2 separate regions of the Homo sapiens genome follow, and region 2 is linked to region 1. The links are chromatin loops, found by intact Hi-C in ENCODE. Cell type or tissue: IMR-90. All regions are shown on one strand. Each heading gives the region's core, and the rest is flanking DNA. Links, peaks and the distances in the headings are about the cores only.

Evidence for each region. Peaks named below come from ENCODE experiments on the same cell type or tissue, not always from the same donor. Only the 100,000 strongest peaks of a DNase experiment are listed, where the experiment ranks them.
Region 2: a loop joins it to region 1, with 4 times the contacts of the local background. A loop is called at or near these places in 11 of 110 quality-filtered maps.

The regions. Positions count from the first base shown.
Region 1 is chr17:58,440,785-58,456,132 of GRCh38, forward strand. The region is part of intron 5 of HSF5 (heat shock transcription factor 5); the gene reads right to left. Among named protein-coding and RNA genes, the nearest start is that of RNF43, 31 kb to the left of the region's middle. RefSeq lists an enhancer at 5,227-5,821. In IMR-90, for the core only: a CTCF peak has its summit at 6,898 (motif pointing left); a DNase peak (open chromatin) is centred at 6,877; H3K27me3 peaks cover 239 bases.
Region 2 is chr17:58,111,645-58,126,992 of GRCh38, forward strand. No RefSeq gene overlaps it. Among named protein-coding and RNA genes, the nearest start is that of OR4D1, 29 kb to the right of the region's middle. RefSeq lists a silencer at 8,604-8,898. In IMR-90, for the core only: no CTCF peak of the experiment used is centred there; a DNase peak (open chromatin) is centred at 8,767; H3K27me3 peaks cover 549 bases.

The DNA of each region.
Region 1 (15,348 bases), core at 2,885-10,884:
AACAAACAGAAATCCTAGAATTGAAAAATAATCAAATTAATAACTCAGTGGATGAGTCAAACAGCACATTAGACCTAGTCTCAGAGAAAGAGTGAACATGAAGGTAGAAGAAATAACTCAAAAAGGAAATGTGGAGGAAAAAAATATGAGAGGTTTAAAAAAATTAAGACATAGGGAATTCAGGGAATAGGAAAGATGTGAACAACATAATCAACACTTAATCTAATTGACAGATAGAACACTACATTTAACAACTGCAGAATACACATTACTTTCAAGTGCAAATGGTATATTCACCAAGATAGACCATACACTGGGCCATGAAACAAGTCTCAATAAATATAAAGGATCAAAATTATACAAAATGTATTCTCTGACCACAACACAATTAAATTAGAAATCGATAACAATAAAGTAACTAGGAAAACCTCAAATATCTGGAAATAAATATAAATTTATTTAAATATCTGGGAATAAATCTAAAAATGCATGAATCAAAGACAAAATCACAAGGAAAAAGAAAATATTTTTAACTGAGTGATAATGGAAATACAACACCAAACTTTGCTGGATGCAGCTGAAGCGATGTTTAAAGGGAAATGTATAGTTTTAAATGTTAATCTTAGAAAAGAAGATCTAAAATCAGTGACCTGAAGTTCCACCTTAAAAAATCAGAAAAGGAAGAAGAAAGTAAACCCAAAGTGATACGAGAAAGGAAATAATATAGATAAGAGTAGAAATCAATGAAATAGAAAACAGACAATGGAAAAAATTAACAAATACAAAAGTTGGCTTTGAAAAGAAGTAGGCAACAAAAACTTGATCATTCCAAAAAAAAAGCATATCCCTGAGGACCACTTCAGATGAGTCCATGAAGGATAGTGAACCAGGAAGAGCCCTCTTGGAAGGGAACGCCAGAGGTGATGGAGACAACAAATAGAAAAATACTCCCAGAAAGCAAAAGCAGGGCTTCACTGATGGGCTAACCAAGGAATTTATCCTACTGTCAAGGCAGAAAATCTTTGCAGTTTCCATCCAGCAGGATTTGATAAATGCTGTGAAACAGCGACTGTTGTATGTTTCCTATTTTTCTCTTTTTTGAGTGAAAGTTTTACTTGTTACATATCCTATTCTAATACTCTAATTTGGGTATGTGTGAGTGAGGGGGGAGGATGGATAACTTGTTTTTTATGTTACGAGACAAAGAAGAGCCATCTAACAGAAAAGAATTTCATAATACTCAAGAGATCCTGACTTTAAGCAGGATGCCATAATTGTATGGGTCTTTGGCATTGTCTCTCTTGGGGAGAATGTGAGCATGTTCTGTGTATACTAACATGGCTGTGCTCTGATAATTGGGTAGTCAAAGCAGTGGATTTGGCAGAGGCTGTCCCCCAGAAGTCATTTACCTCTTCTTCCATGGTGGTGGAATGCTTAGGTGGGTACATGGTCACCTAGCCAAAGATTTCTTTTCCAAAACTACCCTAAAATTAATTGGCTGTGGCTATGTGATCAAAGTCAAAGAGTTGTAAACATACAGGATGTATATAACTTTTCACCTTATTTCAAGGGTGAGGTCCTCCAGTACAGTGTTGAAGATAAGTAGGGAAAGTGGCCATCCTTGCCTTGTTCCCAGTCTCTGGGGGGTAAATGGTTTAGCTTTTCACCATTATGATCTTTACTGTACACACTTTATAGATACTCTTTTATTGGTTTGAGGAATTTTCTGCCATTCCTAGTTTGTTGAGAGTTTTTACTATAAAATAGTGCAAAATTTTGTCCAATGCTTTCCCTGCATCTATTAAATGGTCATAGTTTTTCTCGTTTATATTGTTAATATGGTGAATAACATTAACATTTGAAAAATAAGCCTTGCATATCTGAGACAAACCAAGTAGAGTTTGTCTCATAAGTGGAAGAGATGGGCTAGACTTAGTTAGTCCTTTAATTCTTTTTTGTTTGTTTGTTTTTGTTTGAGATGTAGTCTCTGTTGCCCAGGCTGGAGTGCAGTGGTGCCATCTCTGCTCACTGCAACCTCCACCTCCCAGATTCAAGTGATTCTCCTGCCTCAACCTCCTGAGGAGCTGGGACTACAGGCATGCAGCACCACACCCAGCTAATTTTTGCATTTTTTTTTTTTTGAGACAGAGTTTCGCTCTGTTGCCCAGGCTAGAGTGCAGTGGCAGTGATCTCGGCTCACTGCAAGCTCTGCCTCCCAGGTTCATGCCATTCTCCTGCCTCAGTTCCCGAGTATCTGGGACTACAGGCGCCCACCACCACGCCCGGCTAATTTTTTGTATTTTTAGTAGAGACGGGGTTTCACTGTGTTAGCCAGGATGGTCTCAACCTCCTGACCTCGTGATCTGCCTGCCTTGGCCTCCCAAAGTGTAATTTTTGTATTTTTTAGTAGAGACAGGGTTTCACCATATTGGCCAGGCTGGTCTCGAACTCCTGACCCTGTGATCCACCTGCCTTGGTCTCCCAAAGTTCTGGGATTACAGGTGTGAGCCACTGCATCTGATCAGTCCTTTCATTCTTAGTTCCCCAACTTGACGACTGCTGAAACAGAGATTTCTAAGTCCCACCCCTGTCTTTCATTTTTTTTAAAGGAGAAACATCCAATTTCTACCTACCAACGCTCTTCAGAAGGAGGCAAGGATATGTGGATGTGTTAACTACTCTATATATGACCCGTTAATCAACTTGCCTGCTCTCGAGCCCTCTGCCTCAACCCATCCCCTACCAACCAACCCCATCCCTCAGTCTCAAGCATCTCTTCCTTTGTATACACTCAGGAAAGCATCTTGTCTCTGAACCTTTGAATATACTGTTCTTAAATCATAATCAGAGGTATCTATCCTTTAACTTTCTTTTTAGTTTCTCTTGTTATATTAGTTCAGTAGTCTAGTACGTGTAACCATAAAGTAATGAGAATAATTTTTAACAAATATACCCAAACTTATATAAGAGAAACTTTTCCCTCCGGAGTATTATCTGAAAAGGTTATCTGCTTATTCGAGTGACTGTGCCATTACTAAGATGATGTAGAAAAAACATGTGGTTACGTCTGGGGAAGACATAAAGGGAACAGTATGGGGAGGTAGTAGTCAAAGGGAATTCTGGCCTTAGCAGTTCTTACAAGGAGAATGTATTTGTGCACTGTTTGTGAGATTAAAACTTAAAAGTAAAGATTTCATTTACAATAGCATCAAAGAGAATAAAATAGGAATAAATCTAACGAATGAGGCAAAAGACTTTTACACTGAAAATTACAAAACAGTACTGAAAGAAATTAAAGATGACACTAATAAGTAGAACACATTCCATGTTCATGGACTGGAAATATTGTTAAGATGTCTATACTACCCAAAGCAATCTACAGTTCAATACAATGCCTTTCAAAATCTCAGTGAATTTTTTTTAAAGAAATAGAAAAATTCATACTAAAATTCGTATGGAATCTCAAGGGAACCCAAATAGCCAAAACAATTTTGAAAAAGAACAAAGTTAGAGGACTCACACTTCTTGATTTCAAAACATACTACAAAGCTACAGTAATCAAAACAGTGTGCTACTGGCATAAATTCAGCCAAATATATCAATGAATATTCAATAGACTAAATATCACATATATTATTAAATGACCTTCAACAAGGGTGCCAAGCCCACTCACTGGGGAAAGGACAATCTCTCTATTTAACAAATGGTATTGGGAAAACTGGATATCCACATGCAAAAGAATGAAGTTAAACGCTTACACCATATATGAAAACTAACTCAAACTAACTAACTTAGGTCTTTAGGATTAAAGACCTAAATGTAAGACTTAAGACTATAACAATCCTAGAAGAAAACAGAGAGAGATAACTTCACGACACTGGACTTGGCAATGCTTTCCTGGATATGACACACAAAGCACAAGGAAAAGAAAAAACAGCAAAATAGACAGATGGGACTACATCAAACTTAAAAGTGTCTGCTCATCAAAGGACAAAATAGCATAAAAGGCAACTCACAGAATGGGAGAAAATATTTGTAAATCATATTCGCTAAGGGGTTAATATTCAGAATATGTTTTAAAAACTCCTACAACTGAACAACACCAAAAAATCAAACAAACCAATTGAAAAATGGGCAAAAGACTTGAATATACATTTTCCAAAGATGATATACAAACAGCCAATGAGTATACAAATGATACTAAACATCACTAATTATCAGAGAAATGTAAAAAAAAATCAAACCTATAATGAGGTATCTATCAGCTCATGCTCACTGAGATGGCTACTTACAGAAGCCTTCCTTAAAAAAATCCAGGAAATAATAAATGTTGATGGGGATGTGGAGAAATTAAAACTATTTTGCAATGTTGGTGGGATTATAAAATAGTATAGCAGCTATGAAAAACAGTACAGAGTTTCCTAAAAAAATTAAAAATTGGATTAACCATATGATCCAGCAATCCATTACTGGATACATGCAAATGAAATCAGGGTCTCAAAGAGATAGTTGGAGCCAGGCGCGGTGGCACACGCCTGTAGTCCCAGTACTTGGGAGGCTGAGAAAGGAAGATTATTTGAGTCCAGGAGTTTTGAGTCTAGCCTGAGCAACATTGTGAGGCCTCATCTCTTAAAAGGAAAAACAAAACAGATATTTCCACCCCCAAGTTCACAGTGGCACTATTCACAATAGTCAAGGGATGGAAGCAACCTAAATGTCTATTAAGAAATGAATAAACAAAATGTCATATGCACGTACAAAGGAATATTATTCAGCCTTAGAAAGGAAATCCTGTCACGTGCTACAACATGAATGAACCTTGAGAACATAATATAGTCACAAAAATACAAATGCTGCATGATTCCACTTATATGAGGTACCTGGAATAGTTAAATGCATAGAAACAGAAAGTAGAATGGTGGTTACTAGGAGCCAGGGGAAGGAGGAAAAGGAAAGTTGTATTTAATGAATATAGAGTTTCAGATTTGCAAGATAAAAATGTTCTAGAGATCTGTTTCAAACAATGTGAATATACTACTGAACTGTGCACTTAAAAATGGTTAAAATGGGGCTGGGAGTGGTGGCTCACACCTGTAATCCCAGCACTTCGGGAGGCCAAGGTGGGCAGATCACCCGAGGTCAGGAGTTCGATACCAGCCTGCCCAACATGGCAAAACCCTGTCTCTATTAAAAATACAAAAAAATTAGCCAGGTATGGTGGCAGGCGCCTGTAATACCAGCTACTTGGAGGCTGAGGCAGAAGAATCGCTTGAACCCAGGAGGCAGAGGTTGCAGTGAGCCAAAATCGCGCCACTGCACTCCAGCCTGGGCGACAAGAGTGAAACTCCATCTCAAAAAAAAAAAAAAAAAAAGGTTAAAATGGGGCAGAGGCAGAGCAAGACGGCAGTTTTGAATCCTCTAGTGATTCTCCCCCCACAGGAACATCAACTATCCATTCAAGAAAACACCTTCACAAGAGCTGAAGAAATCAGGTGATGAATCACAGTGCCTGGATTTAGCATAACAAGAAAAGACACATTGAAGAGGGTAGAAAGGACAGTCTCACATTGCCCAGAGCACCCTACCCCCAACCCCACGCAATGCAGCATAGAGAAAATCTGTACACTTAAGAGAGGCAAAGGGAAGTATGGGGGAGATTTTGCATTTGAACTTAGTACTGGTGCCATCGCAGCAAAATACAGCAAGGGGCAGAATCCTGTGGCCCTTGATTCCATGCCAGTGCCCATGGAAGGGGCATTCAGATCTGCCCTGGGCCAGAAGATAATCCACTGCCACAGTGGGAAGAAACTGAGTCTTGGCCTGATCCACTGTGGGCTGACTAAAGTGGCCTCAGGTCCTGAATAAATTTCCGTGGCAGGCAGGCCAGAGCAACAGTGGTTCTTGGGTGAGCCCTAACACTGTACTGCTGTGGGAGGCTGTAGGCTTGGGGTGCGACCCAACACAATACCAGTTGCAGTAGCTATCTGAGTGCCACGTCATCCCTGTCCCAGCTCTACACAGTAAAGTGTGGTAAGAGACTACTGTGTAAAAGAGAGAGAAGACCAGGCACAGTGGCTCATGCCTGTAATCCCAGCACTTTGGGAGGCCGAGGAGGGCGGATCATGAGGTCAGGAGTTGGAGACTAGCCTGACCAAGATGGTGAAACTCTGTCTCTACTAAAAATGCAAAAATTAGCCAGGTGTGGTGGCACACGCCTGTAGTCCCAGCTACTTGGGAGGCTGAGGCAGGAGAATCGCTTGAACCTGGGAGACAGAGGTTTCAGTGAGCCAAGACTGTGCCACTGCACTCTAGCCTGGGCGACAGAGCAAGACTCCATCTCAAAAAAAAAGAGACGAAAGAGTGCAGGGGACTCTGTCTAGGAACCTAGTACCAGCCCCACCACATTAAAACACAGCACCTGGCAGAACACCAAAGCCCCTGATTCCACTCTAGTGCTCCTGGATGGTGCTTCTATACCTACCCTGGGCTAGAAAGCAATCTGCCACCCCAGCAGGAAGGACCCAAGTCCCAGCCAGCTTCACCACTGTCTGACTAAAGTGATCTCAGGCCTGAATAAGTATCAGTGGCAGTCTGACAGTAGTGACAGAGGGTCTTAGGCAAGACCTGGTACTGTGCTGCTCTGTGATGCTGTGGGCTTAGGGTGTGATCCAGCATAGCACCGGCTGCCACAGCCATGGGAATACCCATGTCACCCCTCCCCAAACTCCAGGAAGTGCAGCATGGACAGGAACTCCTTCAACTTGGGGGAAAGAGAGGGAAGAGTGTAGGGGGACTTTACTTGAGAACCCAGGGAACTCTCCCTGATCTTCCTCAAGTTCATTAGGACTGGAGACTAGGAGTCTGCAAGAGCTGCAGCGTACGTGGGCTTAGGGTGCCCTCTACTGCTGAGTGGTTACAGTGACCACAGGCTTAGGGAACTCAACAGGCAGTCCTCTTTGAATTTCTGGAAGGCCCTCTGAAGGAGGACAGGTACAAACAGGGCCAGACTGCAAAGACTAGAATAAATACCTAACTCTCTAATGCCCAGATATCGACAAATGTCCACTAATATCAAGAACATTCATCTGGGCGCAGTGGCTCATGCCTGTAATCCCAGCACTTGGGAGGCCGAGGCAGGCAGATCACATGAGCCCAGGAGTTTGAGGCCAGTCTGGCCAACATGGAGAAACTGCATCTCTACTAAAAATACAAAAAATTAGCCAGGCATGATCCCAGCTACTTGGCAGGCTGAGACATGAGAATCACTTGAACCTGGGAGGTGGAAGTTGCAGCGAATTGAGATCAGGCCACTGCACTCCAGCCTGGGTAACAGAGTGAGAACCTGTCTCAAAAAAAAAAAAAAAAAAAAAGGTAGAAAGAAAGAAAAAGAAAAAAGGAAATAGTCAGAGGAGAAAAAAAGAACTAAAAGGAACAAAGAATGCCTATAAGATCTATGGGACAGAATTACAAAGAGCAAATATAAGACTCAATGGCCTTAAAGAAGGAATAAAGAAAAAGGGGTAGAAAACTTATTGAAATAAACAGTAACAGAACACTTTCTAAACCTAGAGAAAGATACAAATATTCAGGTACAAGAAGGTCAGAGATCACCAAGCAGATCCCAAATGAGACTACCTCAAAGCATGCAATAATCAAACTCTTAAAGATCAAGAACAAAGAAAGAATCCTAAAAGCAGCAACAGAAAAGAAGCAAATAACACACAAAGGAGCTCCAGTACATCTGGCAGCAGACTTCTCAGCAGAAACCTTACAGGCAAGAGAGAGTGGGATGATGTATTCTGAGTGTTGAAGGAAAAAAAAATTGCCAATCAAGAATACTGTACCTAGCAAAGCTATCCTTCAAACATGAAGGAGAGATAAAGATTTTCCCAAACAAAAGCTGAGAGAATTCATCACCACCAGACCTGTTTTACTAGAAATGTTAAATGTGCAACAAGAAAACATCTGAAAGTATAAAAATCGTTGATAAAAGTAAGCATACAGAGACATTCAGAATACCCTAATACTGTAATTGTGATATATAAACCACTGATATCTTTAGTGTAAAGCCTAAGACAAAACTATTAAAAATAATAAATACAAAAAGAAGAAAGATTAATAACTACAACAGTTTGTTAAAAGATAGGCAATATAAAAAGATGTAAATTGATAACATCCAGAAGTCAAAGTGTGAAGGGGGATGGAGTTAGTATAGAGTTTAAGGGTTTCTTGTTTGTTTGTTTCTTTTCTTTTCTTTGCAATCAAAGTCAAGTTGTCATCAGTTTAAAATAAATTATAACTGTAAGATGTTTTTTGTAGGCCTTGTGGTAATCATAGACAAAACCCATAACTGATACACTAAAAATAAAAAGCAAGGAATTAAAATAAACTACCAAAGAAAATCACTTACCCACAAAGGAAAGCAGTAAGAAAGGAAGAAAGGAGTTACAAAACAACCAGAAGAACTAACAAAATGGCAGTAATAAGTCTTACCTGTAAGTCATAACTTTGAATATAAATGGACTAAATTCTCCAATTAAAAGACATAGAGTGGCTGAATGGATTTTTTAAAAGACCCAACTATATGCTACCTATAAGAAACTCACTTCACCTATAAAGATACGCACACAATGTGCCGGGCACAGTGGCTCATGCCTGTAATCCCAACACTTCTGGAGACCGAGGCAGGCGGATCACCAGAGGTCAGGAGTCCAAGACAAGCCTGGCCAACATGGTGAAACCCTGTCTCTACAAAACCTGCAAAAATTAGCTGGGTGTGGTGGCAGACACCTGTAATCCCAGCTACTCAGGAGGCTGAGGCACGAGAATCGCTGGAACCTGGGAGGCAGAGGTTGCAGTGAGCTGAGATCATACCACTGCACTCCAGCCCAGGTGACGGAGTGAGGCTCCATCTCAAAAAAAAAAAAAAAATTTTTTTTAATTTTAAAAAGATATGCGGCCGGGCGCGGTGGCTCACGCCTGTAATCCCAGCACTTTGGGAGGCCGAGGCGGGCGGATCACGAGGTCAGGAGATCGAGACCATCCCGGCTAAAACGGTGAAACCCCGTCTCTACTAAAAATACAAAAAATTAGCCGGGCGTAGTGGCGGGCGCCTGTAGTCCCAGCTACTTGGGAGGCTGAGGCAGGAGAATGGCGTGAACCCGGGAGACGGAGCTTGCAGTGAGCCGAGATCCCGCCACTGCACTCCAGCCTGGGTGACAGAGCGAGACTCCGTCTCAAAAAAAAAAAAAAAAAAAAAGATATGCATAGGCTGGACACGGTAGCTCACACCTGTAATCCTAGCACTGTGGGAGGCCAAGGCAGGCAGATCACTTGAGGTCAGGAGTTTGAGACTGGCCTGGCCAACATGGTGAAATTCTGTTTCTACCAAAAAATACAAAAAAATTAGCTGGGCTTGGTGGCGTGTACCTGTAATCCCAGCTACTTGGGAGGCTGAGGCACGAGAATCATTTGAACCCAGGAGGCAGAGTTTGCAGTGAGCCAAGATCGCGCCATTGCACTCCAGCCTGGGTGAGAGAGTGAGACTTTGTCTCAAAAAAAAAAAAAAAAAAAAAAAAAGATATGCATAGAATGAAAGTGAAGGGATGGAGAAGAATGTTCCATCTTTTCCATCATCCAAACAAGAAGAGCATTAGCTATACTTATATCAGATAAAATGGACTTTAAGGCCAGGTGCAATGGCTCACGTCTGTAATCCCAGCACTTTGGGAGGCTGAGGCAGGTGGATCACCTGAGGTCGGGAGTTCGAGACCAGCCTGACCAACATGGAGAAACCCTGTCTCTACTAAAAATATAAAATTAGCTGGGTGTGGTGGTGCATGCCTGTAATCCCAGCTACTTGGGAGGCTGAGGCAGGAGAATCACTTGAACCTGGAAGGCAGAGGTTGCAGTGAGCCAAGATCGCGCCATTGTACTCTAGCCTGGGCAACAAGAGCGAAACTCCATCTCAAAAAAAAAAAAAAGGACTTTAATTAAAACCAATAAAAAATAATGATAAAGGAGGCCAGGCACAGTAGCTCACGCCTGTAATCCCAGCACTTTGGGAGGCCAAGGTGGGCGGATCACTTGAGGTTAGGAGTTTGAGACCAGCCTGGCCAACATGGTGAAATCCTGTCTCTACTAAAAATACAAAAATTAGCCGGGCATGGTGGTGGGCGCCTGTAATCCCAGCTACTTGGGAGGCTGAGGCAGGAGAATCGCTTGAACCTGGGAGGCGGAGGTTGTAGTGAGCTGGGATTGTGCCACCACACTCTAGCCTGACCAACAGAGTGAAACTCTGTCTCAGAAATAATAATGATGATGACGATAAAGGGGTTAATACAGCAGGAGGATATAAAAGTTGTAGGTATATACACACCCAACACTGGAGCACCTAAATATATAATGCAAATATTAACAAACCTAAAAGGAGAGATCAACTGCAAAATAATAATAGTAGAGGACTTAAACACCCAGCTTTCAGCAATGGACAAATCATCCAGACAGAAATCAACAAAGAAACATCAGAGTTAACTGTGCTTTAGACCTAATGGACCTAACAAACATTTACAGAAGATTGCACCCAACTGCTACAGAATATATGTTCTTCTCAACAACATATGGAACAATCTCCAGAATAGACCATACGTTAGGCCATAAAAGAAGTCTTAACAATTTTTTTTAAAACTGAAATTACGTCAAATATCTTTTCTGACCACATGCAATAAAACTAGAAATCAATACAGGAAGAACTTTGGAAACTGTTCAAATACGTGGAAATTAAACAATATGCTCATGAACAACCAATGGATCTACGAAGAAATTAAAAAGAAAATTTAAAAATTCCTTGAGACAAATGAAAGTGGAAATGCAACTACCAAAAACCTATGTGATACAGCAAATGCTGTCCTACGAGGGAAGTTTATGGCAATAAATGCCTACATCAAAAAGGTATAGAGACTTCAAATAAACAATATTATATTACATCTCAAGGAACTAGAAAGACAAAAACAATCTAAACCCAAAATAAGTAGAAGGAAAGAAATAGTAAAGATCACAGCAGAAATAAATAAAATAGTTTAAAAAACAATATAAAAGATCACCAAAACAAAGAGCTGTTTTTTTGAAAAGGTAAGCAAACTAAACAAGCCTTTAGTTAGACTTTAAAAAAAAAAAAAAAAAAGGACGGCCAGGTGTGACTCATGCCTGCAATGCACTTTGTGAGACTGAGGCAGGAGGATTCCTTGAGGACAGGAGTTCAAGACTAGCCTGGGCAACCTAGCAAGACCCTGTCTCTACAAAAAAAAATTTTTAAATTAGCCAAGCATGGTGTCACACACGAGGAGTCCTAGCTACTCAGGAAGGCTGAGGCAGGAGGATCACTTAAGCCCAGGAGTTCAAGGTTGCAGTGAGCTATTATCGTGCCACTGTACTACAGCTTCGCAACACAGTGAGACCCTGCCTCGAAAAACAAAGACAAAAAAACAAAAAAGAAAGAAAGAAATAATAAAAAAACCTCTAAATCAGAGTTGAAAAAGGAGTCATCACAACTAACACCAGAGAAGTACAAAGGATAAGAGACTACTATGAACAACTACACATCAACAAATTGGAAAACCTAGAAGAAATGGATAAATTCCTGAACACATAAAATGTATCAAGGTTGAATCACAAAGAAAGAGAAAACCTGAAAAGACCAATAATGAGCAATAATATCAAAGCAGTAATAAAAAGTCTCCCAGGTGGCCTCGCATGGTGGCTCATGCCTGTAATCGCAACACTTTGCGATGCTGAGGCAGGAGGATCACTTGAGGCCAGGAGTTTGAGACCAGCCTAGGCAACATAGCAAGACTTCATTCCTACAAAAAATTTAAAAATTAGCTAGGCGTCACCGCACCATCTGGGAAGTGAGGCGCACCTCTGCCCAGCGGCCGCACCATCTGCGATGTGAGGAGCACCTCTGCCTGGCCTCCACGCCACCCTCCAGGTGTGAAATGGCAGCCTTGTGTGTGTGATCTTTCTGCCCTCCCCAAGTTTGCATGTTCAACAGTGAAGTTTACTTTTAAATTAAAAGATTTAAATTGGGGAAGATAAAAAAAAAAATAGCTGGGAATGGTGTTGCATGCCTGTGGTCCCAGCTACTCAGGAGGCTGACATCAGAGGATTACTTGAGCCCAGGAGGCTGAGGCTGCAGTGAGTCATAATCACACCACTGTACTTCAGCCTGGGTGACAGAGGGAGACCCTGTCTCAAAACAAACAAACAAAAAGTCTCCCAGCAAAGAAAAGCCTAAGGCCTGATGGCTTCACTGCTAAATTCTACCAAACATTTAAGGCACTAATACCAGTTCTACTTAAACTATTCCAAAAAATTGGAGAGGAAGAAATATTTTCAAACTCATTCTATAAGGCCAGCATTACCCTAATACCAAAACCAGACAAAAACACAACAACAAAAAAAGAAAACTACAGGTCAATATCCCTGAAGAACACACATGCAAAAATCCTCAACAAAATACTAGCAAACCAGGCCGGGTGCAGTGGCTCACGCCTGCAATCCCAACACTTTGGGGGGCTAAGGCAGGCAGATCACTTGAGGTCAGGAGTTTGAGACCAGCCTGACCAACACGGCGAAATCCTGTCTCTACTAAAAATACAAAAATTAGCTGGGCATGGTGGCAGGCGCCTGTAATCCCTGCTACTCAGGAGGCTGAGGCAGGAGATTCACTTGAACCTAGGAGGCAGAGGTTGTGATGAGCTTAAGATCATGCCATTGCACTCCAGCCTGGGCGACAGAGTGAGCAAAACTCCATCTCAAACAACAACAACAACAACAACAACAACAACAACAAATTAAAAAGATCATTCACCATAATCCAAGGGGGATTTATCCCAGGGATGCAAGGAGGGTTCAACATATACAAATCAATCAATGTAATACATTACATTAACAAAATCAAGGATGAAAACCACATGATCATTTCAACAGATGCTAAAAAATCATTCAGTAAAATTCAACATCCTGGCCGGGCATGGTGGATCACACCTGTAAACCCAGCACTTTGGGAGGCCGAGGTGGGCAGATCACCTGAGGTCAGGAGTTCGAGACCAGCCTGGCCAACATGGAGAAACCGCGTCTCTTCTAAAACACAAGAAAAAAAATTAGCCAGGCATGGTGGCACGCGCCTGTAGTCCCAGCTACTTGGGAGGCTGAGGCAGGGGAATCACTTGAACCTGGGAGGCAGAGGTTGCAGTGAGCCGAGATTGCGCCACTGCACTTCAGCCTGGTGACAGAGTGAGACTCTGTCACAAACACTCTGCCTAGGAAAACCAGAGACCTTTGTTCACTTGTTTATCTGCTGACCTTCCCTCCACTATTGTCCTATGACCCTGCCAAATCCCCCTCTGCGAGAAACACCCAAGAATGATCAATAAAAACAAAAACAAAAACAAAACAAAACAAAAAATAAATAAAAAAATAAATAAAAATAAAAAATAAAATTCAACATCCCTTCATGATAAACACAAACTGGTCATAGAAAGAACATACCTCAACACGATAAAGGCCCTGTATGACAAACCCACAGCTAACATTACATTGAATGATGAAAAGTTGAAAGCTTTTCCTCGAAGATCTGGAACAAGCCAAGAATGCCCACTTTCACCACTTTTATTCAACACAGTACTGGAAATTCTAGCCAGACCAATTAGGCAAGAGAAAGAAATAAATGGCATCCAAATTGGAACGGAGAAAGTCTAATTGTCCTTGTTTGTGGATGGCATGATCATATACATAGAAAACCCTAAAGATTCCACCAAAAAAATTGGAACTAATAAATGAATTTAGTAAAGTTGCAGGATACAAAATCAACTTACAAATATCAGTAGTGTTTCTCTATATGCCAATAGTAAACTATCTGAAAAAGAAATCAAGAAACCAATTCCATTTATAGTAGCTACAAGAAAATTAGAAACAAACTTAACCAAGGAGGTGAATTATCCTCACAATGGAAACTATAAAACATTGATGAAAGATGTTGAAGAGGTCACAAATAAATAAATGGAAGGATATCGCATGTGCATGGATTGGAAGATTATTGTTAAAATGTCCATATTACCCAAAGTGATGTACAGATTTAATGCAAGCCTTATCAAAATACCAATGACATTCTTCACAGAAATAGAAAAAAAATTCTTAAAATTCATATAGCAATACAAAAGACCCCAGACAGCCAAAGCAATCCTGAGCAAAAAGAACAGAGCTGGAGGCATCACCCTACCTGATTTCAAAATACACTACCAAAGCGATAGTAACCAAAACAGCATGGTACAGGCATAAAAATAGACATCTAAATCAATTGTAACAGAATAGAGAACCCAAAAATAAATTTATACATTTATAGCTAACTGATTTTCAAAAGTTGCCAAGTACACACATTGGAGAAAGGACGGTCTCCTCAATAAATAGTGCTGGGAAATTTGGATGTCCATATGCAGAAGAAGGAAACTAAACCCCAATTTCTCACCATATATAAAAATCAACTCTAAATTGATTAAATACTTAAATGTAAGATTCAAAACTATGAAACTATTAGAAGAAAACATAGGGAAAATGCTTCATGAAAATGGACTGGGCGAGGACTTTTTGGATAAGACCTCGAAAGCACAGGCAACAAAAACAAAAATGGACAAATGGGATTACAACAAACAAAAAATCTTCTGCATAGCAAAAGACACAATACAATGAAGAGACAACCTACATAAAGAGAGAAAGTATTTGCAAACTATACATTTGACAAAAGGTTAATATGCACAATACATAAGGAATTTAAGCAACTCAGAAGCAAAACAAATAAAAAAACAAAAAACAGTCTGATTTTAAAAATGAGCAAAAGACCTGAATAGACATTTCTCAAAAGAAGATACACAAATGACCAACAGATATATGGAAAAATGCTCAATATCACCAATCATCAGAGAAATGCAAATCAAAACCACAATATCACCTCACCCCAGTTAAAATGGCTATTATAAAAAAGACAAAAAATAACAAATGCTGGCAAAGATGCAGAGAAAAGGGAACTCTTATATGCTATTTGTAGGAATGTAAGTTAGCATAGCATTATAGAAAAACAGTATGAAGGTTCTTAAAAAATTAAAAATAGAACCACTATATAATTTAGCAGTCCCACTACTGGATGTATCTCCAAAGAAGATGAAATCAGTATGTTGAAGAGACATCTCCACACCCGTGTTTACCACAGCACTATTTACAATAGCCAAGATATGGATCAACCTAAATACGCATCTACAGATGAATAAAGAAAATGTGATATATATATATATATGT
Region 2 (15,348 bases), core at 4,344-12,343, 330 kb before region 1:
GCCCTCACTTTCTGCTCTGTTCCTTAGCAGAGGATTAAAGGAAATGAAAGTGTGTCTATGAAAGTGCTTGCCAAACTATCAAGCACAATCAAAATGTAAACTCTTACGCTTAGAAGGAAGGGTACAAAGTAATTTGAAGTCACATTGTCACTTGGCCAGATCCCTTGTGGCAGCCTCAGTTTTCTCATCTGGAAAGTAGGAATAAAAACTATTACCTCGAGGACTAAGTGATGACATAGGCAAAAGCACTTTATGAATTTAGCAAATGTTTAGGGAGCTCCTCCCTTGGGCCAGGCACATGGCTTTTCTTCCTTTCTCTCTCTGGGCCTCATTTTTCATCTAGGAATTGCAGCGTTTGGGCTGAGGGCTCTCTTTGTTCCTGCCACTCTGACTTAGCCTTTAGGTTTCTGTCTGCAGTTATAATTCAATCAATCAATCAATGCAAACTTACTGATCATCAGTCAGGTGCCCTGTGCTGTGAAGGCCACAGAGAAGCAGAAATCAAATAAACATTTACCAGCTTTGTACTTTTATCATCTTGAAAATTAGAGTCCCTGGGGTTTTTGTTGTTGTTTACTTTTATTTTATTTTATTATTTTATTATTTATTTATTTTTGAGATGGAGCTCGCCCCGTCACCCAGGCTGGAGTGCAGTGGTGCAATCTCGGCTTGCTGCAACCTCCGACTCCCAGGTTCGAGTGATTCTCCTGCCTCAGTCTCCCGTGTAGCTGGGATTACAGGTGCCAGCCACCACACCCGGCTAATTTTTATATTTTTAGTAGAGACGAGATTTCGCCATATTGGCCAGGCTTGTCTCAAACTCCTGACTTCAGGTGATCTGCCTGCCTCGGCCTCCCAAAGTGCTAGGATTACAGGCGTGAGCCACTGCGCCTGGCCTATTTTTATTTTTTATTTTTATTTTTACTTTGAGACAGAGTCTTGCCCTGTCACCCAGGTGGGAGTGCAGTGGCGTGATCTCAGCTCACTGCAACCTCTGCCACCTGGGTTCAAGAAATTATCCTGCCTCAGCCTCCTGAGTAGCTGGGATTACAGGCGCACGCCACCACACCCGGCTAATTTTTGTATTTTTAATAGAGACGGGGTTTCACCATGTTTGTCAGGCTGGTCTCGAACTCATGACCTCAGGTGATCCAACCTGCCTTGGCCTCCCAAAGTGCTGGGATTGCAGGCGTGAGCCACTGTGTCTGGTTACCTATTTTTATTTTTAATGTTTTTTTTAATTGACAAGTAAATATTGTATGTATTTATGGTGTGCACCATGATGTTCTGACATATGTATACATTGGGGAAGGAGCCCTAGTCTTGAAAAGAAGTGTCGTAAAGCAGCTCGTGCCTGGCACTTTTCAGTAATGTTTAGTTTCGTCCCAGCAAAGTCCCAATTCATTTCATGGTACCTTTGGTTGTTTGTCACTACAGTGTAAAGTTCTGGAAAGAGCGATCCATATTGTAATCCCCTTTGTGTTCACACTGCCCAGCGCAACGTTTTGGGCACAGGTGCTCAACCATTAAGTTTTGAACGAATGTAGTTGAACTCTCATGGAGAAGCAGCACCATCTTCTGGCTGAAGTGGGTAATGCTGCACAGGGCCAGAGAGCGGCTCAATTAGAGGCTGGCAATCAGAGGCTGGCAATGGATGCGCGCGTGTGTGCGTGTGAGCGTGTGTACATGTGTATTCAAGTGGAGATGAATGCACTCTTTCCTCAACTTTGCCATCCTCTACTATCAGAGTTTTAGCCTGAGGATGGTTGAGGCATCCTGGCCTCTAGAGCGAGAAGTTTGCTTTAGGGAAAACCTAATCTGAATTCACCCGTCTGCAATGCGGCGAATCAGGCCCAGAGAAGTTAAGGCTGGCTCAGGGTCACCCTGCAAGGTGGTGGCAGGGCCAGGCTGGAGTCTTCACTCCTGACTCTTCATCCAGGACTCTCAGAATTCCAGGGACCACTTTCCTCCTGAATGCTGAAGTTTTTGCCTTCCTAAAGCCATAATCTTTGTAGTGGATGTAGAACTCGGGAAAAGTCATTTGGTTATTAATGGTTGCAGACAGGGAGCAAAGATGGCAAGTTGAAGGAAAAAGCATTTATTTATTGAACATGCTATGTGCCAGGTACTCTGTATGTACAGACTACCATTTGTACAATGGAGATAATAATAGCAGCTCTTTCAGAGCATTGTTGTAAATAAAGTAATATAAATGTAGTAATATATGTAAAATGCTTACATATACTTAAAGTTGCTGGAATATCACGAGCACTCATATGTTTTAGTTTCTACGTCAGTTAGCTTTTCTTGGATGCAATTATTTGGAAACAGTCTGATCCTTTTAGGTCTTGCTTTTGTTAGGGACCTCCAGAGGAGTGTTCTGTCTAGGACCAATTATTCCCCACTATTGAGGCATGGCCTTCCTGCATATTCTACTCAATTCCAGTCTAGCTGGAGGCAGCGGGCACTGTTTCTGGCTCTGTGTGAGTCCTGGGCACTGTTCTCTCCTCCTTTCAGAAGGACCTCGGGTGGTTTCATCACACGCACGAGCTGATGAGTACACTGCTGAATACTTGAGGGGCACCCTCTGCACATCTCTGAGGCTCTCTGTGCAGCTCTCTCCTCCCCAGTACTCTGTCCTAAGAACTCTGGCCACCTTGATCTCCTGGGACTCTGCTGTGTCTCCTCAACTCAGAAGCTCCCTGGCTCCACCTGGGTTCCCTTTGTCTGTACTGTGGCCTGGAAACATTTTTCTAGGCTGTGAGCTGGGGTTGTCGTGGAGTTCATGTGGTTTTCCCATCTCTCGCATCACCATCCTTTGTGATCCACCCAATGTCCAGATTCTTGCCTGGTTATTCTAGCTGTTTCATGCAGGAAGATAAATCAGGTTCCTGTTACTTCATCTTGGGCAAAGCCTAAGCCCATCAATTGATTTTACAGCTTTAAACAGCAGCCATCTATTTACTCACGATTGGCAGGTTGGTGATTTGGGCTGAGCAGTTCTGCTGGCCATGGCTGGGCTCACTCCTGGGCCTGCAGTCAGCCTCATGTCAGCGAGGTGGCTCTGTTTCCTGGGCATTTGCTGGCTGTTGACTGGAGTGAAGAAAGCAACTGGGCCATGTGTCTCTCCTCCTCCAGCAGGCTAGCCTGGGCTTGTGGGTTCCTAGAGCATAAGAGAGCAAGCCCCTGTGATGAGCACTTTTCACGTCTATTCTAGAATCACTTTTGCTATTGTCCCTTTGTCCAAAGACAATGATCCACCCAGATCCAAGGGGTTGAGAAATGGACTTCACCTCTTGATGGGAGGAACTAGGAGGTCCCACTGCAGGGGCATAGGTACAGGTAGGCAAGAATGCATAGCCATTTTTGCCATGCCTATCATAGCTATTCCTATTCCTTTGTAAGCCTCACAAGAAGCCAGGAGGTTGATCTTATTATCGACAATTTACGGAAGAGAAAACTGAGGCTCAGAGAGGTTGAGAGACTTGCATAAGATCTCACAGCTAGTAGGAAGCAAAGCCAGGATTTGGACCAGGGTCTGCCTGCCTCTGAGCCTGGTGTGGTGTGTGTGTGTGATTCTGTATTCAACACCATCAACTGTTTATCCTTGGCCCTGGTCCCTGATGTGAGGCACTCCCTGAAGCTGCCCATGCTCCAGATCCTTCCTGACACTCTCCCACTCCCAACCCCAAACAGAAGGCCATGGCCCTGGGCCCCTCCTGTCAGTGCCTGTGGGGCCTGTGGACACTGAAGGAGATGTCTGTGTGTCAGTGTCTCTGTGTAGGGGAGCTCACGGGGCTGATGACCTATGTCCCCAGCTAGCGTGTTCCTCAGTGGGTCGTGAGTTCCTTCCTCTCTATGCTCCTCTGTTACTCCTGCCTGGGCTGTTTCAAAAGCCTCCTCACCTCCCTGGCTTCCCTGTCCCCATCCCTCCCTCGGGTTGAAGCCAGGTGGGCCCTTGAGGGTCCACGCTTGATGGCAGTGCTCTTCCATCCTCGGTCCTTCAGTGGCTTCTGATTTTTTTCCTAGATAAACACTAAATTCATTTTCCCAGCACCCAGTCCTTCCACGATCTCACCCTAACCTACTTTTGTGCTTTATTTCTGAACACCCATGCTAATGTCCTCCGTTATTGAGTCAAGGGCACCATGGCTTTGTCCCCCTGGGCTGGCCCCTGGGTGGTCCTTCCCTCCATCTCCACACACCCACTCCTCCTGCCTCCTGCACCACCCACCTGCGCTCCAGGCTGTGTGTGATGTCTGATCATTTCATTCAGGCCCCAACTTCCTGAGAGGGCGGACTGTCTTATTTGTGTTTGACCAACTGAGAAAGCCCAGGCCTGGGAGGGGATTGGGAGGACTCTCTGGCTTTGTGTGGTACTCTCAGCCCAGTGAGAGGCACGGGAGCCTTCCTGGGACCTCCTGCTATTCTAGCCCAAGATTGGTGCTGCAACGAAGCAACTGGACCCCTGTGGCTGAATAGCACCCTGTGGACTCCGTAGATATGTCCACTGCTCCTCGTGACCTTGGGGGAGGGGAGAGAGTGCCCATAAAGGCTAAGTGTGTATGCACCAGTGGGGTAGCAGAGAAGTTGGGGCAGGCCATGAAGTGGTGTGGAGGGGCTCAGACCAGGGGCCAGTGAGGGGCACTGCTTTTGGTTGGGGTAGTCACCAATGCTGCTCACTGAACATTTCTTTTCCCCTCCAGGCACGCATTGAGGTAGGTGGACCACGCACTTACCTTGACTAATGGAATGTGGATGAGTGACGTCTGTCACATCTAGGTGGGAGCTGTAAGAACCCATGCTGAATTGCCACAACCCCTACCCACCAAGATGAATGAAGTCTCATTAACCTGGGTTCCCAAGGGATGAAGATAAGCAGATCCAACTGCCCTCCCATGCCCAACATGAGATTTGGGGTTCATTTGTTACAGTGACATAACGAACCCATCCTGAAGGTACACTTGAAGAGGGCAGGATTTCAGAAGTTGAAGGAAGTGGAGAGAAAGCCTTAGTGGATTTCCTGGCACATGTGTCGGCCTCAGAGAAGGCCTGGAGGGAAGGGGAGGGGTCTGGGAAGACAGAGACTACTTTTGGCTCTCTGCCTCTCTCCAGTTGACCCTAGTTCTTGGGATTTGGGGATGGTAACACTGATGTTTCCCCATAATGCAACCATGCTCCATCTCCCCAGACCTGGATTAGAATCTTGGCTTGGCCATGCACTGGCTTTAGCCTTGGGCAACTCACCTTAGCTCTGTTATGATTCAGGTTCCTTGTCTGTAAAAGGGATTGGAGAGCACCTATCTTGAGGATTTGAGGTAACACATATAAAACACTCTTCTTTTCATGTGGTGGACACTCACTAGCTGGCTGCTGATTTTTATTCTTTTTCTTCTCAATCTACTATTCCCAGTGGTGGGGTGGGGAGTGGGAGAGATGGACTACAGCCATCTGAGACCACCCTCCCCACTCACCTCACTTTGCTCAGCTGGCCTGAGCTATTGATGTTGCCAAGACAATGATGACATGTGGACCATCCCCAAAAGATGCTGTGGTCTGTGATCAGACCCTTTGGTCTGCCTGAGTGTGAGTGTGTGTGTACACACACACATGCATGCACAGGCAGCCAAAGTCAGAAAAAACAATGGCCTGAAATTAGCAAAAAAAAAAAAATTGTTTCTGGAAAAATTTGCACCAACTGCTTGGGAATCTGAAGATAAAGGCAGGCACAGGCCAAGTCAGAGATCAATGGGCCTAAAGCAAGTAATGGCAATGATGATGATGGTGATAGTGATGGTGATGGTGATAATGATGGTGATAATGGTGATAGTGATGGTGTCAGTGATGGTGATGATGGTGATGGTGACAGTGATGATGGTGATGATGGTGATGCTGCCGATGATGGTGATGCTGGTGATAGTGATGGTGATGATGGTGATAGTGACGGCGATGATGATAGTGATGACGGTGATGGTGACAGTGACAGTGATGGTGATGATGATGGTGGTGATGGTGATGTGACAGTGATGGTGATGATGATGGTGATGGTTACAGTGATGATGATGGTGAGGATGATGGTAACTACATTTGTTGAGCTCCAGCAGATGGATGTAATGGTTCAGAGCCGGTCTCTGATGTCAGCAAACCCTGGGTTTGAATCCTCTTCTGTTTCTCCAGGACTTGAGAGGCATATTGGTTAACCTCTCAGTTACTCTTTGGTAAATGTGGAAATAGTAGTCCTTACCTTTTAGGCTTGTGAAGATGAAACGAGATAACATGTGAATTCTCAGCTTGGAGCCCAGTATACAGCAGCACTCAGTATGTGGCGAATTTTGTTAGGACAATATTACTCTTGGGCTAGGTACTGTGCTGAGCACTTCACATACATCTCCCCAAAAGGCTGTCATGATAGTATTAGGATCCTCATTTTGCAGCTGAGGAAACAGAGAACAGAGCCTGCATAGCATCCCAAAGTCACTTAGCTTCTAAGTAAAAACCAGAATTTGAACCCTGGTTGATCTTACTCCAAAGCCTTAGCCTTAGGTATAAAGGCTTGTGGTAGGTTTTTCATGATAGCAAAATATTAAAAATATAATTACCACCAGTAGGGGATTGGTTAAACAAGTTACAGGACATCCTCACAATACACACAGTTGCAAACAAAGTATTTAGGAAGATTTTCAAGATATGTTAAGAGAAAGAACACAGTATAGAACAGTGTACAGTATATTACTATTTCTATAAAAGAGGGTGATTAATATATAAATGTATGTGTTTGTTTATATATGCACAGGACACACAAGAAACCAATGACATTAGTTGCCTATCAGGAAGGGAACTAGGTGGCAGGGTGACATGGATGGGAGGGATACTTTACTATGTACCTTTTTTTTTTTTAGATGAAGTTTCACTCTGTCACCCAAGCTGGAGTGCAGTGGCACGAACTTGGATCACTGCAACCTCCGCCTCCCAGATTCCAGTGATTCTCCTGCCTCAGCCTCCCGAGTAGCTGGGATTACAGCCGTGCACCACCACGCCCAGCTAATTTTTGTATTTTTAGTAGAGATGGGGTTTCACCATGTTGGCCAGGGTGGTCTCGAACTCCTGATCTTGTGATCCACCCACCTTGGCTTCCCAAAGTGCTGGGATTACAGGCACGAGCCACCATGCCTGGCTACTACCCTTTTATATTTTTGTGTGTGTGGAGATGTGTGTGTGTTTTTTGTGGTTCAGAGCTGATCTGTAAATTAATATGTAAATAATTAACGTGATTTCACTGACTTCATTTTTTATCACCCTCCCCCACTCTCAGTCCCTACAGCTTGGGTTCTTGTGTTCCTCAAACATTCATTCCAGCCCAGGGCCTTTAAACTTGATTTTCTCCATGAGACCCTCTTCCCCTGATCCTTGCCTTTCCTTCACCACATTCAAGTCTCTGCCCAGATGCCATCCTTCAGAAAGGCCTTTCCTGACCATGTGACCCGAAATAACCACCACTGTTCATTGTTGCTTTATTTTCTTTACATCACTATGCACTGTCTCAAATTATATTATTCTGTTTTTCTGTGTATTTACTTGTTTCTTTTCTATTTCCCCCACTAGAATGTAAGTTCCAGTAGGACGAAGATTTTTTTCTGTTATATATCTTAGTGTATGATACATGATAGATGCTTAATAAATATTTGCTGGTGGAATTAATGAGCAGATAAGCATAACCTTTCTCTGTGATATTTATCACAGATAAATATGTTAATTTATTAATCAGTTAATTGAACATATATTTATCGAATGTCTAACATATTATAAAACAGTCAAAAGTCCCCATCCTCATGGGGCTTTTATTCTTATTGATTGAGTCATTTATTTACTGACACACAACTACAAGCCAGGCTCTATGCTAGGTACTTCAGAAGAGACAATGACAAAAAGCAGGTGTTTTTCCTTTAAGACATTTGTACTTGTTTAAGGAATAGGGATGGGAGTGGGAGTAGGAGTGGGAAAAGATTTGGTTGCACAGTACAAAATCTGAAACGTTAGGTGCCGTAGGGCTGGGAATGAAGACAGGGGAAGAAAGACCTTATTTGCATTCTCTGATGTCTTAGGCTCTAGGGAGAGTGATGGAAATGGGAGTAGGAGTGGGGAAAGATTTGGTTGCACAGTACAAAATCTGAGATGGTGCTGTAGGGCTGGGAATGAAGACGAGGGAGAAAGACCTTATTTGCATTCTCTGATGTCTTAGACTCTAGGGAGAGTGACAGAAATCAGAAGAGAAGAAGAAGTGTTGATGGACAAACAAGTGGTCCAGAATTTTAACAGAAGAAAACAGGAAAAATTGTATTAGACTTTACTTTCTACCAGAGATGCAGGCAGGAAGCAGCCCTATGTAGCGCCTACTGTCATACTCATAAGACACCAGCTACACACCATGAAACAGGGACCTCAGTCACAAAACATCCTGTCTGAAAGGTTCATGCATGTCACACAATAGGGGCTTAAATAAATATTTGTTGGGTGAATTGAGCACATAAGTGCAACCCTTTGCTGTAATAAATTTGTTAATTAATTGAACAAAAATTTATTCAGTGCCTACTATGTGATATTTTGTGGGGAGGAGTTTTCTAAGCCCGACTTGGAGGAAGACCATGGATTTAACCTGCAAGGTGTCCACTGCCAGCCTTGACGGGCCCTTCTGGAGGAACTTGCAGGGTGAGGTGAGCGTTGGGAGCTTTTTTAGGTGTCTGTAGCCATGTGCTACTGTCCATGGTCCTGAAACACCACCATTGCTCTTTAGGACACGAATTCTTCTTCTAGCACAAGAACATTGGTGACTTGTGTCCAGCATCTTTCAAAAATCCTGAAACAGGTAAGGAAGAAGAAGGTAGAGGAATATAGGATATGCGGGTGGGAAGAGAATACACAGAGGCTCTTAGAAAGGCACAGCCCCAAGAGAGTGTCAGGGAGTTCTTTGGCTTTGAAATATTAATATGTATTCACTTCCACCATGAAGGAAACCACCCTAGACCTAGAACACGGCCAAGACACTGTAAAGCTGAAGAATAGGGAGAAATTTCTGCATGAGGCTAAGCAAAGGTGACTATGAACAATATTGGGACGGCAATATCAAGATGGCTCAAGTGAAATACTAGTTATTATATCAAAGAGTTCATAATAAAATTAAGCCATATGGAGAATTTTACATATTTATTACATACTCATTATATAATATGTATAATATATAAATTACATATTTTATGTCATATATAATACATTGTATATATTTTATATGTAATGATAATATACACTATATGTAATATTCCTCATAACATATTCATTATAAAATTAAGCCATATGGAAAAGTTTAAAGAAGAAACAAACCACCCAGTTCTGTCACTCTGAAATATGATAGTTCAGGCCGGGCGTGGTGGCTCACGCCTGTAATCCCAGCATTTTGGGAGGCTGAGGCAGGCGGATCACAAGGTCAGGAGTTCGAGACCAGCCTGACCAACATGGAGAAACTCTGTCTTTACTAAAAATACAAAAATTAGCTGGGCGTGGTGGCGCACGCCTGTAATCCCAGCTACTCAGGAGGCTGAGGCAGGAGAATCTCTTGAACCCAGGAGGCAGAGGTTGCAGTGAGCTGAGATCGTGCCACTGCACTCTAACCTGGGCAACAGAGCGAGACTCCACCTCAGAAAAAAAATATGATAGTTCATCAAATCTAGGTTTTGATTATACTTCAAATCATTTTTTGTATCACTAAAAAAAACCTACCAATTAAACCATAACAAAATGCTTTACATAATCTAGAGTTTTTATTAAAAGAACTGTTTTAAACTTGTATAAATATATATTTTATAGCATGTTACTCATATACAAACATAAACAAAAAATATAAGAAATAAATTGGTCCAATATATTTCTAAAACACCTTCACATTTAGCGTTCAACTCTTCTGAATCACCTTTTGGCTCAGTCGTTGTGTGTGTGTGTGTGTTTGTGTGTGTGTGTGTGTGTGTGTGTGTGTGTGAATACAATATCCTTTGTGCATCAAGAGTATCAATGATGCAGCATTTCTTAAAAGAGTGCTCAGCTTCACGCCTGCAATCCTAGGCCTTGGGAGGCCAAGGCGGGCGGATCATGAGGTCAGGAGATCAATACCATCCTGGCTAACACTGTGAAACCCTGTCTCTACTAAAAATACAACAAATTACCCAGGTGTGGTGGTGGGCGCCTGTAATCCCAGCTACTCGGGAGGCTGAGGCAGGAGAATCACTTGAACCCGGGAGGCAGAGGTTGCAGTGAGCCGAGATCACACCACTGCACTCCAGCCTGGGCAACAAGAGCGAAACTCCGTTTCAAAAAAAAACAAAAAAACAAAAACGAGTGCTCAGCTATTGTCTCTGGACTTTATTTCCAAGGCACTGCTTGGAGTTTTGATGCTGGAACTTGCTTGATCTTACCAGAAGATGTCAGCAATGACAACTACTTCATGGCTGCCACCTGGCTGTCAGCCATTGTGTGGTCACTAGATTTCAGAGTTGTTTATATGTGAAAAAAAAAAAATCAGTATTTTAGAATGGGTGAAGACAGTAACTGGTAAACATTATTTCAAATATCTTTCTGTGCTTATAAACAACAAGAAGAATAAATGGATAGAAAGAGAAAGTTTTACATAAGGTTAGACAAAAATGATTTTGTAAAAATTAATCACTACATTTTATCAAAAATGCAAATTAAGCTTCTGAAATTTTAATGAAATTCAACAGAAGAAAAATAAATTGAAGTAGATCTGAAGGAATGGCTATAATTTAAATAATGTTTCCACCCCAGGAGATATTAATTACTAAAAGGATTCTTATAAGGGTAAGGACAAGTGGTTATAAAAACCATAAAATCATAAAGAGGTTGGAGTCATTGATTTTTCAAACCTCACACATTTCGATTTCAGACAGTATTGATTGATCCCCCGCTATAAAAGGTGAGATGGTTAGCACAGTTACACTTCCTCCCTCCTCCCTTTGCCAATCTCCCAATTTTGTTGCTTATGTTGATTTTTCTCTTGTTGGGATTTATATTATTTATATTCTGTTTTGTAATTGTAATTCCTAGCATTTATAATTAGTGTGTAAAGCTGACTTCCCAATCTTTTTGCACTGTCTTCATTTTTTTTTTTTTTTTGAGACAAGAGTTTCGCTCTTGTTGTCCACGCTGGAGTGCAATGGCGCAATCTCAGCTCACTGCAACCTCCATCTCCCAGGTTCAAGCGATTCTCCTGCCTCAGCCTCCCAAGTAGCTGGGATTACAGACATGCACCACCAAGCCTGGCTAATTTTGTGTTTTTTTTTTAGTAGAGATGGGGTTTCTCCATGTTGGTCAGGCTGGTCTCGAACTCCTGGCCTCAGGTGATTCACCCACCTCGGCCTCCCAAAGTGCTGGGATTACAGGCGTGAGCCACCGCATCCGGCTCTTCTTCATTTTTAAGTCCTTTTGGCTTTGTAATGACATCTTTTCAAAGTAAGACATGCACATAGTTTAAAAAGTCAAGTTTTACCACTTGGCCCTAAATGAAAAATTGCATTTCTCTGCTCCCTATTTTCACTTATCCAAACCTCACAGCTCTGAGGGAGTAATCCCTACCTTTTACAACGATCTCCTTTGTTGTCATGTTCACAGCCCCCAAACAGTGACTTCTTGCTATGGCAGCTGAGCTTTTCGATGATTTACTAGACCTCTCCTAACACACATATACATACACTCAGCATCCTCTCATCCTCCACATATAATTATCACCACTTTTCATTAAATCAAGATCCAGTGCAGAGGCCTGCCAACATATGTGACAGCTGTACTGGATCATTTTTTATCACCTAGGAGGTGATAAAAATATAATAATCATGAAATAAAACAAATATGTAATAGTAAGGAAAAGAAACAGTGAACCTTTTTTATTGAACTTCATATAACTAATAACAGTAAAAAATAAAAAATGAATATTGCAGTACTAAAAAAGGAAAAGCAATCATCCTAATATTGCGTCTTTTTTAGTGTAGGTGCCTTGGATGCACCAGCTTGTAATTTTTTAGCTTTTTCAGTAACTTTATGTAATGTTGAAGGTATTATACATTTCAAGATAGAGCCATACATTGCTTTTTTACATTTTTTCCTTACTGAAGTCCACTGGATTAATATTGTTTCATGTTAGTATGGGTACCTCACTTCAAGTTTCTTTATAAAATTCAGAGTAATTACAAACTGAATCAGTTGCTGGTTTCACAACAATATTACAAATGACCGCAAGTTCTTCCAAGCTCCTGCAGGACAAAAAGCACAACTATTTATCAAAGAATTCTTATATCTATGTAACAGAATTTTTGTCTTTAGTTACAATCTGATATATTAATATTTTAGGTTAGTAATTGTTCAATAACTATTAAGTGATCTTTAAAAATAAAACAAATGTCTCCAAAGGGTACCATTTAGGAAAGTACTAATAATAACACTAATTATACATTACATTTTTCTGGATTCATTCTTTAGTTTTAAAAACTAATAATTAATGGCCGGGCGCGGTGGCTCACGCTTGTAATCTCAGCACTTTGGGAGGCCGAGGCCGGTGGATCATGAGGTCAGGAGATAGAGATCACCCTGGCTAACGTGGTAAAACCCCGTCTCTACTAAAAATATAAAAAAATTAGCTGGGCATGGTGGCGGGCGCCTGTAGTCCCAGCTACTCGGGAGGCTGAGGCAGGAGAATGGCGTGAACCCGGGAGGCGGAGGTTGCAGTGAGCCGAGATCCCACCACTGCACTCCCAGAGCGAGACTCCGTCTCAAACCAAACAAAAAAAAACAAACAAAAAAACCTAATAATTAAAAAAAAAGAATAAATTTTAGGCCAGGCACAGTGGCTCACCCCTCCAGCACTTTAGGAGGCCGAGGCAGGTGGATCACCTGAGGTCAGGGATTCGAGACCAGCCTGACCAACATGGCGAAATCCTATCTCTACTAAAAATACAAAAATCAGCTGGGTGTGGTAGCGGGTGCCTGTGGTAGCGGGTTCCAGCTACTCAGGAGGCCGAAGCAGGAGAGTTGCTTGAACCCGGGAGGCGGAGGTTGCAGTGAGCTGAGATGGCACCATTGCACTCCAGCCTGGGCAACAAGAGCGAAACTCCGTCTCAAAAAAATTTTTTTAAAATTATTTAAATTAAGTAAAGCATATCATATATGAACAAAAACTGGCATTTACCAACCAAAAATATTATATTGTACCTTTTTGTTTGCACTGTTTCATTATTTTTAAACTCCAAGTGATTTGCACAGAATGACAAGATGAAGTAACTCAAGTTCTGTTTCTTTGTCGTTACAATACTGTGCTTGAATTATTTTTAATCTACTGTTTAAAAGCAGGAATGTGTGGTACCACAGGGGTAGAGACATAAACTGCACTAGAAATGAACCTGAACAATGATTCTGAACTATTATAAGTTTACTCTCAAACAATTGCCTGTAGCTGAATCTGTGTGTGTTGAAGATGGAATGTACAACTGGGAGTTGCTCAATTAGCTTTCATGTAAAACATAAAATGTTTATTAAAGGATAAATAATAAGAATGTGTTCATTTGAAGCTTGCAAATATAATGTTAAAGCTCAACAGTAATTTCAGAAATTATTTATAAATTATAAATTAGACAAACAAAAAATTTTCAGTGGGGGGAAAGAAGAATTTTATAATTGACACTATTTAGAATTGCTAGTGCACAGTGACAATGAAAACCACACTGACTTCTAGTTTTGTGATAGTTTTAAAGTTACCCTCAGTAATGCACTTCTTATTGCCAGCGCTTGAGGCAGACCGCTCTCACCATCCATCTTTGGTATGCCATTGGTTCGGCGTTTATATTATCAAGGTAATGCAATTAATATTGATAGTTGAGTCATAAACTGTACTATAATTACATTCCAACTTTTTTACTTCCTGAAGTTAATAATTGCCTCTTTTTTTGTTTGTGTTGTTTTCTATACACTAGTTCATTCTGAAATTTTCCACCAGAACTGAAAATCTTCTTTGAATTTTTGTTCAGACACCCCAAATGATCTATCAATTCTGCTTTTCTCTTGATATCAGTCCTCTGGGAGCAGTACATCATCCTACCACAAACTGGACAGGTTACTTCTTAAACACATTGTCTTCCTGGAAGCAGTTATCTTCCTGGCACTTCTCTTCACCACTGCCTAAGAAGTTTCCATCATTTTCCTTTTGTGTTGATTCTCACGTCTGGATCCCGTGTTTTCCTTCTTTATTCTCTTCATCATGCCGTCACAAAAGCACATCTTTCAGTAGCTTTTGGAGAAAGGGTGTGTGGGAGGTAAATTTTTAAAACCTGGCATATCTGAAAATATCTTTGCCTTTACAGCTTTATGTTTTCATTTTAATTTTGAATTAACATTCAGTAAAGTTGACTTTGTAGACAATTTTATAATTTTTTTTTTTTGAGATGAGGTCTTGCTCTGTCACTGGAGTGCAGTAGAATGATCACAGCTCACTGCAGCCTTGACCTCCCAGGCTCAAGCGATCATCCCACCTCAGCCTCCCAAGTCACTGGGAGGCTGCCACCACACCTGGCTAATGAAAACAGTTTTTTAAATTTTGGTAGAGACAGGGTCTCAGTATGTTGTCCAGGCTGGTCTCAAACTCCTGGACTCCAGCAATCCTCCTGCCTTGGCCTCCCAAAGTGCTAGGATTACAGATGTAAGCTACCGTGACTGGTCACAGTTTTATGAATTTTAACACACGTTGATTTAGGTAAGCACCACAAGATACAGAAGAGTTTCATTACCTCCGAAAACTCCCTCATGCTACCCCTTTGTAATCACACTGTCCTTCCCATCCCTAAGTCTTGGCAACCACACATCTGTTCTCTATCACTATAGGCTTGTCTTTTTGAGAATGTCATATCAATGGAATCATACAGCATGTAACATTTTAGGACTAACTTCTTTCATTCAATAATGCCTTTGAGATTCATCTAAGTGGTTGCATGTATCAACAGTTCATTGCTTTTTCTCACTGAGGAATGTTAGGTTTATCTATTTACCACTGAAGGACATGGGGTTGTTTCCAGTTGTTTATTGTTGTTTTGGAAATTATAAATGGAGCCATTACAACTATTTATTTACAGGTTTTGGTGCGAATATAAGCTTTTAAGTTTTCTAGGGTAAATACCTAAGAATTGTTGTCATATTATAAAGTGTATTTAACTTTATAAGACTGCCAAACTGTTTTCCAGAGTGGCAATATCATTTTGTAATCCCACCAGCAATGTCAGAGTTCTAGTTGCTTCTCATCCTAGT